2 separate regions of the Homo sapiens genome follow, and region 2 is linked to region 1. Evidence: read pairs that join two places in POLR2A ChIA-PET (ENCODE). Cell type or tissue: PC-9. All regions are shown on one strand. Links, peaks and the distances in the headings refer to the core of each region. The heading gives the core; the rest is flanking DNA.

The links. ChIA-PET counts read pairs that join two places held together with the same protein. Peaks named below come from ENCODE experiments on the same cell type or tissue, not always from the same donor. Only the 100,000 strongest peaks of a DNase experiment are listed, where the experiment ranks them.
Region 2: POLR2A ChIA-PET joins it to region 1 with 8 read pairs; 2 of 35 experiments call an interaction of 5 or more read pairs at or near these places.

What each region holds. Positions count from the first base shown.
Region 1 is chr1:55,062,123-55,067,122 of GRCh38, forward strand. PCSK9 (proprotein convertase subtilisin/kexin type 9) reads left to right here. Exons shown (of 12, transcript NM_174936.4): 12 at 1,247-2,730. The coding sequence ends at 1,462. USP24 (ubiquitin specific peptidase 24) reads right to left here. Exons shown (of 68, transcript NM_015306.3): 68 at 4,237-5,000. Among named protein-coding and RNA genes, the nearest start is that of PCSK9, 25 kb to the left of the region's middle. In PC-9, for the core only: no CTCF peak of the experiment used is centred there; a DNase peak (open chromatin) is centred at 2,929; H3K27ac peaks cover 502 bases.
Region 2 is chr1:56,654,318-56,664,078 of GRCh38, forward strand. The region is part of intron 1 of PRKAA2 (protein kinase AMP-activated catalytic subunit alpha 2); the gene reads left to right. Among named protein-coding and RNA genes, the nearest start is that of PRKAA2, 14 kb to the left of the region's middle. In PC-9, for the core only: no CTCF peak of the experiment used is centred there; no DNase peak of the experiment used is centred there.

The DNA.
Region 1 (5,000 bases), core at 1-5,000:
CAGCAAGGCAAGAAAAGGCCCTGCCGAGATTAGCAAGGCATGTGCCAAGCCCTGGAATGTGACAGCCGGGCCTTCTAGAAACCTGAGTGTATAACTCTCCTTAAAAGCCAGTAGGAGCTCCTCAAAAGGCAGCCCTAAGGAGTCCACTCTTAAATGAACTCAGAGTCAGTTTTAAAATGCAAGTCTGTGTTGATTCTGGTCTGGATGGTGCATTCCTCGAGAGCAAAAGACAGTCTTGGTCTTGGATCCACTTGCCCTGGGTACACTGAGGGCTGCTAGGTTCCAGGTGCTCTTCCTGGCACTGGGGAGGGATACAGGCCCAAGAGACATGCTGTTCTCCCTCCTGGAGCATCTATTTTAGTGGAGGAAGACAGAAAACAAACCATTAATATAGAGTACTGAAAAGATGCGATGGAGAAAACTATAGCAAGGAAGGGAATGGGGTGGGAGAGAGGTCAGGAGAGGTCTCGCTGACAAGGTGGACGAAACAGGCCATGAGGCAGAGAACATGTTCCAGGCAAAGCAAAGGCCCCCAGGTGGGGATGTGCAGGGAGTACCAGGAAACCAGAGAGGTGGGAATAGTTATGAGATGGGGGGTGCCTCAGAGGGGACAGGGCCAAGTCAGGTGAGACCTGAGGGTCACAGTCAGCAGTGAGCTGGGGCCATGCAGGGGTCTGGCCTCAGAGGAGTGTGGTCTGGCCTGGATCTGAACCTCTCACTGTGGCCTAGCTGCTGAGCTGAGAAGAGATGACAAGGACCTTGGGCAGAAGCAGGGAGACTGGAGGGAGGCGGTGGAGGGTCCAGGCGTTGGGGCGGGGCTCAGGCTGGAGTCTGAAGGGAGCCTGCAGGCCTGGTGGGTGGATGTGGGTGGGAGAGGGGGAGGATGGCACCAAGGCTCGGGCCCCTGGACAGATGGAGTTGCCATTAAGTGGGATGGGGCAGGCTATGGGGCCATCAGTTTCAGAGGGATGAGTTTGGCACTGGCATGGTAGGCATCTGTCTATCTCCACGGCCCTCAAACCAGGCATGAAGCAGGAGCTCACGTGTTTGGTCAGCCATGGTGCAGAACCGCCTGGGTGGGAGGTGCGGGGTGGGAGATACACGGTTGTGTCCCAAATGGGCTCTGAGCCAGCGAGGGCCGTCTGCACTTTGGCCTCACAGAAGGATGTCGGAGGGAGAAATGAAGTGTGGGTGGGGGTCCCGGGCCACGCTAGACATGTGCTTTCTTTTCCTCGGGCTCTGGCAGGTGACCGTGGCCTGCGAGGAGGGCTGGACCCTGACTGGCTGCAGTGCCCTCCCTGGGACCTCCCACGTCCTGGGGGCCTACGCCGTAGACAACACGTGTGTAGTCAGGAGCCGGGACGTCAGCACTACAGGCAGCACCAGCGAAGGGGCCGTGACAGCCGTTGCCATCTGCTGCCGGAGCCGGCACCTGGCGCAGGCCTCCCAGGAGCTCCAGTGACAGCCCCATCCCAGGATGGGTGTCTGGGGAGGGTCAAGGGCTGGGGCTGAGCTTTAAAATGGTTCCGACTTGTCCCTCTCTCAGCCCTCCATGGCCTGGCACGAGGGGATGGGGATGCTTCCGCCTTTCCGGGGCTGCTGGCCTGGCCCTTGAGTGGGGCAGCCTCCTTGCCTGGAACTCACTCACTCTGGGTGCCTCCTCCCCAGGTGGAGGTGCCAGGAAGCTCCCTCCCTCACTGTGGGGCATTTCACCATTCAAACAGGTCGAGCTGTGCTCGGGTGCTGCCAGCTGCTCCCAATGTGCCGATGTCCGTGGGCAGAATGACTTTTATTGAGCTCTTGTTCCGTGCCAGGCATTCAATCCTCAGGTCTCCACCAAGGAGGCAGGATTCTTCCCATGGATAGGGGAGGGGGCGGTAGGGGCTGCAGGGACAAACATCGTTGGGGGGTGAGTGTGAAAGGTGCTGATGGCCCTCATCTCCAGCTAACTGTGGAGAAGCCCCTGGGGGCTCCCTGATTAATGGAGGCTTAGCTTTCTGGATGGCATCTAGCCAGAGGCTGGAGACAGGTGCGCCCCTGGTGGTCACAGGCTGTGCCTTGGTTTCCTGAGCCACCTTTACTCTGCTCTATGCCAGGCTGTGCTAGCAACACCCAAAGGTGGCCTGCGGGGAGCCATCACCTAGGACTGACTCGGCAGTGTGCAGTGGTGCATGCACTGTCTCAGCCAACCCGCTCCACTACCCGGCAGGGTACACATTCGCACCCCTACTTCACAGAGGAAGAAACCTGGAACCAGAGGGGGCGTGCCTGCCAAGCTCACACAGCAGGAACTGAGCCAGAAACGCAGATTGGGCTGGCTCTGAAGCCAAGCCTCTTCTTACTTCACCCGGCTGGGCTCCTCATTTTTACGGGTAACAGTGAGGCTGGGAAGGGGAACACAGACCAGGAAGCTCGGTGAGTGATGGCAGAACGATGCCTGCAGGCATGGAACTTTTTCCGTTATCACCCAGGCCTGATTCACTGGCCTGGCGGAGATGCTTCTAAGGCATGGTCGGGGGAGAGGGCCAACAACTGTCCCTCCTTGAGCACCAGCCCCACCCAAGCAAGCAGACATTTATCTTTTGGGTCTGTCCTCTCTGTTGCCTTTTTACAGCCAACTTTTCTAGACCTGTTTTGCTTTTGTAACTTGAAGATATTTATTCTGGGTTTTGTAGCATTTTTATTAATATGGTGACTTTTTAAAATAAAAACAAACAAACGTTGTCCTAACTCTTGCATAGACTTGACTGCCTAGGGTGATGCCTTGCTTATACTAGGAACTGGGTAAGTTTGTTGAATAGTTGAGTAAGCCAAGTATTTGATGAGTACTTTTATCTTGAGTACAAGTATTGGGCAAGTACTGGTGATGTGAACTTACTCCTTGTGCCTATCCTAGGAATGAAATGAATGTCTTCCTGCAGCTCCCCTGACCACCCTGACAGTCAAAGTGCCTCCTCCTTGGTGACAGGTGCCCTACAGCACTCTAGATGCTCTGTTGTCCTGACCTCCCAATGCCCTTTTCATTCTTTTCTCCCCAGTACCTGGCACACAGCCTGGCCCGAGTATTTACGGAATAAGTTACAGTGCCAGATGCTTCTGTAATGAGCCAGTGCTAAGTCCATGGCTTTTTTCATGATTTAAAATTCAGAACAGTCTCAGATTGGGTGCAATGGCTCACACCTGTAATCTCAGTACTTTGGGAGGCTGAGGCAGGAGGATTGCTTGTGTTTAGGAATTCAAGACCCTGGGCAACAGTGAGACCCCGTCTCTATAAAAAAATTTAAAAGATTAGCGAGGTGTGGTAGCACATGCCTGTGGTCCCGGCTACTCAGGAGGCTGATATGGGAGGCTTGCTTGAGCTGGGAGGCTGAGGGTGCAGTGAGCTGTAATTACATCATCACTGCACTGCAGCCTGGGTTACAGAGTGCATAATGATCCCATTCAATGTGGGACCTCCAGGCCCTCCACTCTAAGGCTGGTGAATATAGCTGTCTTAAGCAAGTTCTCTCTCTCTCTAGACAGCCCATGTCATAAGGAATCTCAGGCAAAATTCCTCCCAGATTACATTTTCTGACAATTCAGTGTCATATATGGAAAGCATTCAAGAGTTGACAGATGGCAATGGCTTGAACACCCAACTGTGTTATCTCTGCCCGTTGGAACCTAGGCCTGTGGTGCAACCCTAGACTCTCTCTCCTTCCCCTCCACAGAATCAAGTATCAGCTGGTTAGAGATCCACACCCTGACAGCTCTGTGATGTTGGAACAACTTGGTTCTTGCAGAGGGTTAGCAGGTGGTCACCAGGGATCGGGGAGGAAGGGGTGTGGCTTGCAGGAAGGCGAAAATCTGGACTAGCAAATAGGGAAGGGGACCCATGTGAGCAACGCTGGCCACTAGGAATGAGACTGAGACCTGTGGGATCTAGCAAGAAGCCCAGTGTGACCAGCGACACGATCTATGCTGGGGACCACTTGGGAGAGCCAAAAGCTTTGGTGGAGATGAATGGAGACCATCAACCTAAGTTCAGCATCCTCCTCTAAGCTTTGCAGATGAATCCTGAAATGGTCAGCCCCTCCAGAGAAAAGAACAGCAACAGGCTCAGAGGACCCACAGTCCCCTTTATTAGTGTAAAGTACTAAGAGGAATCAACAGCATTTAGCACCAGGCACAGGCTCGTGTTCCCCCGCCCACTACGGCTGTGTTCTGATATATGAAGAATGGCGGCAAGACTCCAACTCTGTTTTTGAAAAATTTATTTTATACTCTTAGAAGCTAAGAACTTTGCCACACATGAACCAAATTTAGAATTAAGGTTCTTCCCTAGTGTATCTACTTCCTTTTGAAATTTTATAAACAAGATTTTATACACAAGAGGTAGCAGAGGAAAATTCCAGTCTGCTTGTTCCAAGCTCAGAAGGTAACTGCACACACCTCGATGTTAGCAGGGAAGGTGGGGCAGGACAGGGTAAGTCTGATGATACGGCACTCTAGTTCCTAAAACTGACTGTAGTTGTCAGTGACCGTGTGAGGACTCCAGGAGAAGTCGTGGTGAGATGCCCGCTGGGATGCTTGTTTTCTTTCCCAGGATGCCTTCAACGGGCAGAATCGGCCATCTTAAGATCGGCCTCACTAAGGGAGCTTCTTGAGAACACACAGCATTATTGAGTTAATTGTGCAATTCCTGCTCTGTTTGCAGACCATTTTGAAAGGTTTATAAAAACATCTTCATCCAAAAAATTGGCAGTAAAAATGACAACTCTTCCAAGGTAAGCCTGTCATAACTGTCACTGTTGTACTACATTAAAAAAAGTCATCAGCAGGTTCATTGACTGTAGCTGTCAGCAATCAAGTGGTTACCAGCAAAGTGAAAACGATGGTCATTGCAGCAACAATATAAGCAACATGATCTGAAGCGTATAATATACACGGTGGACGATCCTGATGAAGCTTTACAGTGAGGACGGCAGGTGCTAGGGGTGCGGAAGGCGTTGTTTCCATAG
Region 2 (9,761 bases), core at 2,782-7,781, 1.6 Mb after region 1:
TACTGCTTTGTAATAATAATACCACCCCATTTATTCTTCTGAGATTCCTGTGGTTTCCTAAATGATAGAGAAAATATTTTGTAGAGGAAGTATTAATAATTTTTGAAGCCAAGCAGATAATTTAATTTGACCTAGCAGGAAGATCTAATCTCAAATCCTTTAAGAAATAATGAGTAAGTGGCTGGCACAAGACCCTTAAAGCATTAAATATGTTATAAAAATGAGAGCAAATCTACCTAGTGTATTTATCAACTACAAATATAAGAGAAATGTAAACCTTAAATCAGGCTTTTATTTTTATCTGTTATTGAAGTGATTGAAATGCGTATGAAAAGCAATGTGTTTATTTTGAAATATGATGAACCTTTTTATTTTTAGTATGGTGTTATTAAGGAAAGAATTTCAGGCAGTTATCTCTGCTAATAATAGAAGCCTTCTTCACCCCTTCAAGGGAACAGTATTCTTGCTTAAGTGGTGTCTTATGTTTGGCAGTGTTTGCCTCTGATAAATTTTATGTATTTCTTTGGGTGGTACCTTTGTTTTTAAAATATTCATAATTCTCTTTTTAATCTGCCATTAGATCTTTTTAAACAGCCTTTTATATGATTAAAGATAATTTATAAAATCTTGCTATATGTCTCTTACTCTGAATGTTAGTATGTTATTAATATACTTTGTTTTTTCAGAATCATTTTTCTTCAGATTATATATACTATTAAAACAAGAACAGTGTGTTCTTATTCAACATCTCAGTTTCTAAATTATAAATGAATTATAAGGTAAGTTAAACTGACTGTCATAAAACAATAGATCTAACATTTTTAAATATACCATACTTTTTTTTTTCTAAATGCTTGTTTTACTTGGGCAATATGATAAGTATAAGTTATTTTCATTTTCTTTTTAAAAAAATCATTTTACTGTTTCTCACAATGTATGTATTTATATATCTATATATATATATTTTTTTTTTTTTTTTGTAGAGACAGGGTCTCACTGTATTGTTCAGGTAGTCTCAAACTCCTGGGCTCAAGTGATCCACCTATATTGGCCTCCCAGAATGCTGAGATTATAGACATGAGCCACCATGCCCAGCTTTTTTTTTTTTTTAATGTGTTTGAGTATAAGTTGGAACTATATGGTGTTCCATAATTGATTCCAGTTTTTCCAGTCTTAATTAATGGAATAATACAATCAATATAAAGTATTTGCTGTGTTTAGTCATACGGGATTTTAAGCAAAATGTTTTTTACCAGTGTTCATCTGCTCATGAGGGATCTTCTCCTATGACCCAAACACCTCCCATTAGGCCCCATCTCCAACATTGGAGATTAAATTTCAGTGTGAGATTTGGATAGGACAAATATCCAGACTATGTGAAGTGGCTAAAAGGCAGAAGAACTAGGAAGAGTTTGAGTCTTGTGAGGCAACAGTTGGAGTTCGCAGTTTATCAAGGAGAGTCTGATAAACAGTTGGGTTTTTGGCTGCAACCCTCTGAAGACGGATATCCTGCTTAGAATAAGCTTAATCTCAGATTGATCTGCCTCTTACCTTTCTTCTCTGGGGGAAGATAAAACTGTCAGAGCCTCTACAGATTTTCATACACAATGTTCAGCATTCTAAGAGACAGGGTGAAGATAATAGAAACAGGTTTGTAGGGGATGCAGATAGTAAAGATATCAAACACAGAATTTTAAATAACTGATACTTTTGTTTAAAGTGGAGAATATTAGCAGAGGACTGGAATCTATAAAAATAAAGGAAATTCTAGGACTGAAAAAATACAATAATTGAATTATCTTTTAGATGATTAATAGCAGATTAGATTCCATTGAAGAGAGGATTAGTGAATTAGATGATGGGTCAGAAGAAAATACCCAGACTGAAAGATAGACAAAAGGATGAAAAGAAAGTATAAGACACATATGAGAACACAGTGAAAAGTCTAATACATGTATTATTGGAAGCTATATAGAAAAAGTTAATTGCAAACCTCCATTTTTCTTTTCTGTAAAATGGTAACCCCAGGTTTACCTTCTTTTAATAGAGTTTCTCTGGACATAGACTAAGATAAATGTGATTTATCAGTTCTATTGCCAACAACAGTATTTATTGTAAAAATGACCTGTGATTGGTTAACTGCATTTGGACTGGGAGGACTACAAATGGACATGTTATACTCCCAAGAGACTACATTATTCACCATTTCTACCAGCATAAAACTTATAGGGAAACAGACGTCCAGTTTCCCTTTAAGGTGTCTCTTCAAACTCAAGCACTTCCTGATGGGAGGCTTAGAAGTTGCAAGAATGGGCTTATTTTATGAAGTATTTCTTGTTTGAGGCTTGTATATGCTGGAGTGTACTGTATCCACTGATACGGGCTTCCCAACTTCATGTACCCCTGTGTGATGAGGAGGCATGGAAGTAGCAGCTGAATATTTTAAGGACTTCTGATGAAGATGTTTTTGGTTATGCCATCCTGACGTTCTGTGTTTCTGTCCTAAGTTCTCATAAAAAGCTAAGTAAAACTGATGTAACATTACCACCTTTTGTATCCTGAGGTATGAATGTCATCTTGAATCCAAGACCACTGATGGTCATACACAGCAGGTAATACATAATTCCAGAAGAAGAGGACAAAGGGAATGGGGCAGAGGCAGCATTTGAAGAGATAATGGCAGAAAGTATTCTAAAACTGATTAAATGCCTCAAGCCACAGATTCAGAAGCCCCCAGCAGAATAAATGTAAGAAAACCATTCCTAGAGATATCATTGTGCAACTGGTCTAAACCAATTCCCTTTTCTTGAGCCTCCCTTATGCTGGTGTAGACTGTATTTATCCTTGCAGAAATGGGAAAAAAATGTTGAGAATATCTTAAAAGCAGCCAGGGGGTGGGGTAAAAAAAAGAAGTGTATTATCTTCAAAGGGACAGTAATAAGTTGACTCCCCAACTAAAACAGTGAAAACAAGGAAAAAATGGAATGGAATTTTTTTTTACCTTCGAAGAGGTAAAAGAAACAAACTGCCAGCTTATAATTTTATGCCCAGCAAAAATGTTCTTCAAAAATAAAGGTAAGCTGGGCGTGGTGGCTCATGCCTGTAATCCCAGCACTTTGGGAGGCCAAGGCGGGGATCACCTGAGGTCAGGAGTTTGAGACCAGCCTGGCCAACATGGTGAAACCCCATCTTTACTGAAAATACAAAAATTGGCCAGATGTGGTAGCACACATCTGTAATCCCAGCTACTCGGGAGGCTGAGGCAGGAGAATTGCTTGAACCGGGGAGGCAGAGGTTGCAGTGAGCCGAGATCGTGCCACTGCACTCCAGCCTGGGTGACAGAGCAAGACTCCATCTCAAAATAAATAAATAAATAAATAAAACTCCAGCCTGGGTGACAGAGCAAGACTCCGTCTCAAAATAAATAAATGAATGAAAGAAGGAAGGAAGGCAAAATGCATTTTTATGCAAACACAAATTGAGACAATTTGTCAACAGAAGACATATAACAAAGGGAACACCAAAGGCAATTTTTCAGGAGGAAAGAAAGTGACCCCAGGTGGAAGGAAGAAATGCAAAAAGAAATGAAGAGCGTTGGGAAGTCTAAGTATGTGGGTAACTAAATAGATACTGACTATACAAAATAATATCTTGCGAGACTGAGAATATATGTAGGAATGAAATGCAAGAACAGAAAAGATATGAGAAAAAGTAGAGTTATAGTGTTCTAAAGTCCTTGCTTTGTTTGGGAAATGTAAAAACACAAATTTTTATTAGACTGAAGTTAAGGATGCATGTTGTAATATCTGGGGTAGCCATTAAAATGAAACCTGAGGACTCTAGAGAAAAAAACACAGATCATGTTTCTTATTTTGTTTTGGAGAGAATTCTAGATCATTCCACAACTCTACTTTAAAAAGAAATTTTATGGAATGTAAAATTATGTAGTCAACAAGAAAACATTCAGAGGTGGTTAATGAGAATGGAAGGGGAGTTGTTTGAAGACAGGAAAATAAAGGAGGACGAGTAAGAAGGAGATGAAGCATGTGGAATAAGAGAGACAAAAAGAAAATAGACACATAAGGACCAGAGTTGGAAAGACATTAAGAGAGGGCATGGTTTATGACGCTTTGGGATAAGTGTTGCTGGCAGAGTCTACTGAATGCTAATACATTCTCCAACGGTGTTAAAGAGTCTACTGAATGCTAATACATTCTCCAACAGTGTTGAAGAATTTATAATGGTAAATGTTGTTGTTTTTTTTTTTCTTCCCCCCCCCCGCCATTTTTTGTTTGTTTGTTTGTTTTGTTTTGAGTCTGGGTCTCACTCTGTTGCCCAGGCTGGAGTATAGTGGCACAATCATAGCTCACTGTAATCTCGAACTCCTGGGCTCAAGTGATCCTCCGTGATCCTCCTGCCTTCTTTTTTTTTTCTTTTTTGGAGGCAGAGTGTTCCTCTGTCCCCCAGGCTGGAGTGCAATGGCATGATCTTGGCTCACTGCAACCTCTGTCTCCCGGGCTCAAGCAATTCTTGTACCTCAGCCTCTGCAGTAGCTGGGACTCCAGGTATGCTCCATCACACCAACTCCTGCCTTCTCTTCCTGAGTGGCTGGGACTACAGGCGAGTGCCACCATGCCCGGCTAATTTTTAATTTTTTTTTTTTTTTGTAGAGATGGGGTCTTCCTATGTTGCCAGGGCTGGTCTGAAACTCCTGGCTTCAAGCGATCCTCTCGCCTGGGCCTCCCAAAGTGCTTGGATTACAGGCATGAACCACCATGCTTGGCTGTAAACTGTATTCCTGACTCTATTTTTTAATCTTAAATGATGATGTAAAAATAAAGTTGATTTTCCTGCGGAATCCTAGATTAACTTAAATTTTAAAGAAGTATTTTATTGGCTGGGCACGGTGGCTCATGCCTGTAATCCTAGCACTTAGGGAGGCCGAGGCAGGTGAATCACATGAGAGGCCAGGCATTCAAAACCAGCCGGCCAAGATGGCAAAACCCTGTCTCTACTAAAAATACAAAAAATGAGCTGGGCATGGTGGTGCATGTCTGTAATCCCAGCTACTTCAGAGGCTGAGGCAGGAGAATCGCTTGAATCTGGGAAGCAGAGGTTTCAGTGAGCTGAGATCATGCCACCGCACTCTAGCCTGGGTGACAGAACAAGACTCTGTCTCAAAAAAAAAAAAAGGAAAAAAAAAGGTATTAAATATTTTATTTATTTATTTTTCTTTTTATTGCTGCTGCACAAATTAACGTTTTAAAGAAATATTTTAAAGTTACAATCTAAAGCCAGTATAAACACTTATTTTAAAAATAAAGCAGAGGTGTCATATCTCACTCCTGTAATCCCAGCACTTTGGGAGGCTGAGGCGGGTGGATTCCTTGAACCAGCCTGGACAAAATGGCGAAACCCCATCTCAACAAGAAACATAAAAATTAGCCAGCCATGGTGGCACGTGCCTATAGTCCCAGCGACTTGGGGAACTGAGGCGGGAGGATCGCTTAGGCCTGGGAGGTTGAGGCTGCAGTGAGCTGTGAGCGTCCTACTGCACTCCAGCTTGTGTGACAAAGAGAGACCCTGTCTCTAAATAAATAAATAAAGCAGAATACAGCATATCACATAATTAAAGAAGTTAGGTGTAGAGCAAGTCTTTACTAAAATAAATTATTTTCATAAGTCTTTACTGATCTATGTAAAATAGCCCATTTTCCTGTCACCTTGTCACTCTGCTTTCTTCATGTATCATCATTACATCACTGTTTCTTCTATTAGAAAATTTCCTTATTTTTTGTCTTCTAACACACCAAGCACAACTATAATGTTATATATTTGTTTATTATTTATGTTCTCCACCAGAAGGCAAGTTCCATTTATTTTCACAATTCAAGGCAATGCCTAGTACACATCAGACACTCAGAACATATTTGTTAAATGAATGAATGAGCAAATGAATGAAAGACTTCAAGGATGTACAAGTTCATTCTCTTAATAACATTTAAGTTCATTTTACATATTTTATTAGGGGATTTAGAGACTCTTAAGACTTTCAGTTCATGTGTTATTTTCTTGATTTTTCAGCACTTCTTGATGACTAACCTTAGTATATCTGATCCATACAAAGGCCACAGCCCTACCCCAGCCTTACTCTCTAACTGAACACAGCAATTCTCCATACTTGATTATTTTCATGCATTGTCCCTCCCTCCTTAGCCTATCACTACTAGACTCTATCCCTTCACTGTGACCTCATTTCTCAAATCTAATGCTAGAGATAATGCTTATCCTCTTAAGCATGCAAGTGAGCACCCTTGATACGTTGTAATCAAGGAAACCTGATTATTGAAGGGTAAAATTATGTGAATTTTGAGCTTGGGCGTTAGAGGCAGATACACCATCCTGTCACTCACCAATTTCTAATTTCCAGTTTGCTCACTTGTAAATAGGGCATAATAATATTTACCTTGTGGGAGTTTTGGGAATTAAATATGTACATAAAGTACTATTTAATAAATATGGTACTTATTTAATAAGTTGTAGATAAAAAGGAAAGGAAGTCTCTTGCTTCCTTGTGAGAACCATCCTTTAGAGAACTTTAAAGGATTTTCAGGGAAAGGAAATTTGGAGAAGAGCAATGAGATTGTTTTGTTTCACCACGGGCAGAGGTGAAAGGAGCGTTGTGTTGTTTTGGCAGGAGTCTGGGGATGGTAGGGGTCGGAACATATGTGCATTACATAACGCTGCTGATCACCAGAGTTACGGCTTTTGACATGAATGAGTTAAGGTTGCTGACCACCCCATGAGGCCCAACTGGCTGATACATGTGTGATCTCTTGGCTCGTCACAGCTTAGGTATATAGTGTCCTCCAAATGTTCTTAACGTTTTTATTGTACTCCATATACAAGAGTATACTGGCATCTTTTACGTAAATTCTCAATAAATTTTCACAAACTGAACACATCCACGTAACCACCACTTTGATAAAGACATGGAAAATGACCAGTATCCCAGAAGTCCCCTTGTGTCCCATATCCCCTTGTTTCCAACCTCCACCCCACCAATGGGAACCACTATCCATGGATAGTTTCACCTGTTTTTGAACTTTATAGAGACAGAATTCTACTGTATCTGGCTTCTTTACATGGGATTATGTTTATGAGATCTATCCATGTCATTGCATGTAGTTGTAATTCATTCTCATTGCTATATAGTATTGCATTAAGACTATACTATTATTTGTCCATTCTATTACTGATGGAAATTTGGTAGTTTTTACATCTTGGTTGTTATGATTAATGCTATTTTACACATTCCTGTACTTGTCTTTTTTCTATTTTTATTATTTTAGAAAAACGTGAATTTAAAACCATATATATAAATATTATTTTAGAAATATATTTTTTTCTACTGTCACATTTCAGATTCTTGTCATTACTGGGAGTATTTTTTCAGGTATCTACCATGGCTTTCTAGAATACCATATTTATTGTTATTTAAGTTGTTTGAGATGCAATACTTTTGAATCCATACACAATACTGTAACAGGTACCTGCTAATACAATGTTACAACCACAGGTGTTTTTTTTTCACTTGTCTTTTTGAGTTATAATCTTCACTATGTTGTAACTATTTAGTATACTAATTTTTAAAGTAATCTTTAAAAGACTTTAAAATGATATTCTACATTTGTATGTGTGAAATCATTCTTCAGGGATAATTATCATATTACTATATCCTTGATAAGTATCTTTTTTGTTGTTACTGATTCCATCAGAAGTTTTCTCCCATGTAGTAAAGATTGATACATTTGTTAGGCAAGTGTGTCTTACATATAGTCATTTGTCGTTCAAAATAATTTAGAAAGTGCCTTCTTAAGATGAAAGTGTCTTCTTAAGATGAAAGATTTATAAGAACTTGAATTTAGGAAGAATCTCTTTTTTTCTGCAGTTTAACTTTTGATTAAAAAGGAAACATCAGATTATATTTGGGACTATATATCTTTGAGAAAAACATATGACAGCACTTCAAAAATTCATGGAAAAATGGAATTAAAAGATAAAAATAAAAAATATAAACATTTTTAATTTTTAATTTTAATTTCAATTTTTTAATTAAATAGAGATGATTTAAAAAAAAAATTAAATACAGACGAGGTCTCACTATGTTGCCTAGGCTCGTCTCAAACTCCTGAGCTCATGTGATCCTCCTGCCTTGGCCTCCCAAAGTGCTAGGATTGATTGCAGGCATGAGCCACCATGCCCGGCCAACTTTATTTTTTAGCATAAATGCCATCAAGGTCAAGATACTTTTGTAAGCAATGATAGCAGCCATTTAGTCCATTCCTAAAGAATTTACAGTCCTCAGAGTTTAACCATGTCAGTGCAGTCTTTTTTACATGAGTAACTAAAAGAAAATAGGTTTGTTTTAAAGGTGTGTGTGTGTTTTTTTTTAATATTAGGAAACAAAGTCAGAAGGAGCCACATCAGAACTGTAAGTTGGATGCCTAATGATTTTCCTTGAAAATTCATGCAAATTGCCCTTGTTTGATGAGAGGAATGAGCAGGAGCATTGTCATGGTGGAGAAGGACTCTTTGGTGAAGCTTTCCATGGGAGTTTTTCTGCTAAGGTTTTGGCTAACTTTCCCAAAACACTCTAATAATCAGATGTTGTTGTTCCTTGGCCCTCCAGAGAGTCAATAAACAAAATGCCTGAAGATCCCAAAAAACTGTTGCCATGAACTCTGCTCTGTTTTTTGTTTGTTTGTTGTTTTTTGTTTGTTTGTTGTTTTTTAAGAGACAAGGTCTTTGTGTCACTGAGGCTGGAGGGCAGTGGCGCAATCATAGCTCACTGCAGCCTGGAACTCAAGTGATCCTCTTGTTTCAGCCCCCTGAGTAGCTGAGACTGTAGGCCTGTGCCACCACACTTGGGTCATTTTAAACAATATTTTTGAAGAGACGGGGTCTTGCTATGTTGCCAGGCTGGTCTCGTCCTCCTGGGCTCAAGCGATCCTCTCGCCCCTGTTTCCCAAAGTGTTGGGATTCACAGGTGTGAGCCACTGCGCCTAGCCCACCTTTGCTCTTCACCAGTCCACTGTACTTTAACTGGACCACTTCCACCTCTTGGTAGCCATTGTCAGGACTGTGCTTTGTCTTCAGGATCATATTGGAAAAGCCATGTTTCATTTCCTATTACAACTCTTCGAAGAAATGCTTCAGGATATTGAAGCTACCTATTTAAAATTTCCATTGAGAGCTCTGCTCTTGTCTGCAGCTGATCTGAGTGCAACAGTTTTGACACCCATTGAGTGGAATGTTTGCTCAACTTTAACTTTTTAGGCAGAGTTGTGTCAAACTAAATCGATTGACATGCCTATGATGTCGGCTGTCATTTCTGCCTGTCCTTTTCAATTAAGGCATGAACAATATTTAATTTTTTTTCTTACAAATCTGTGAGGGTGGTCTGCTGCTATGGGCTTCATCTTCAAAATCATCTTGTCAGCCAAGCATGGTGGCTAACCCCTATAATCCCAGCACTTTAAGAGGCAGAGGTAGGAAGATCGCTTGAGCCCAGGAGTTTGAGACCAGCTTTGGCAACATAGCAAGACCCTGTCTCTACAAAAAATAAAAAATTAGCTGAGCATAGTGGTGCACGCCTATGGTTACAGTTTCTCTGGAGGCTGAGGTGGGAGAATCACTTGACACAGAAGGTCAGGGTTGCAGGGAGCAGTGATTGCATCACTGCCTTCCAGCCTGGGCAA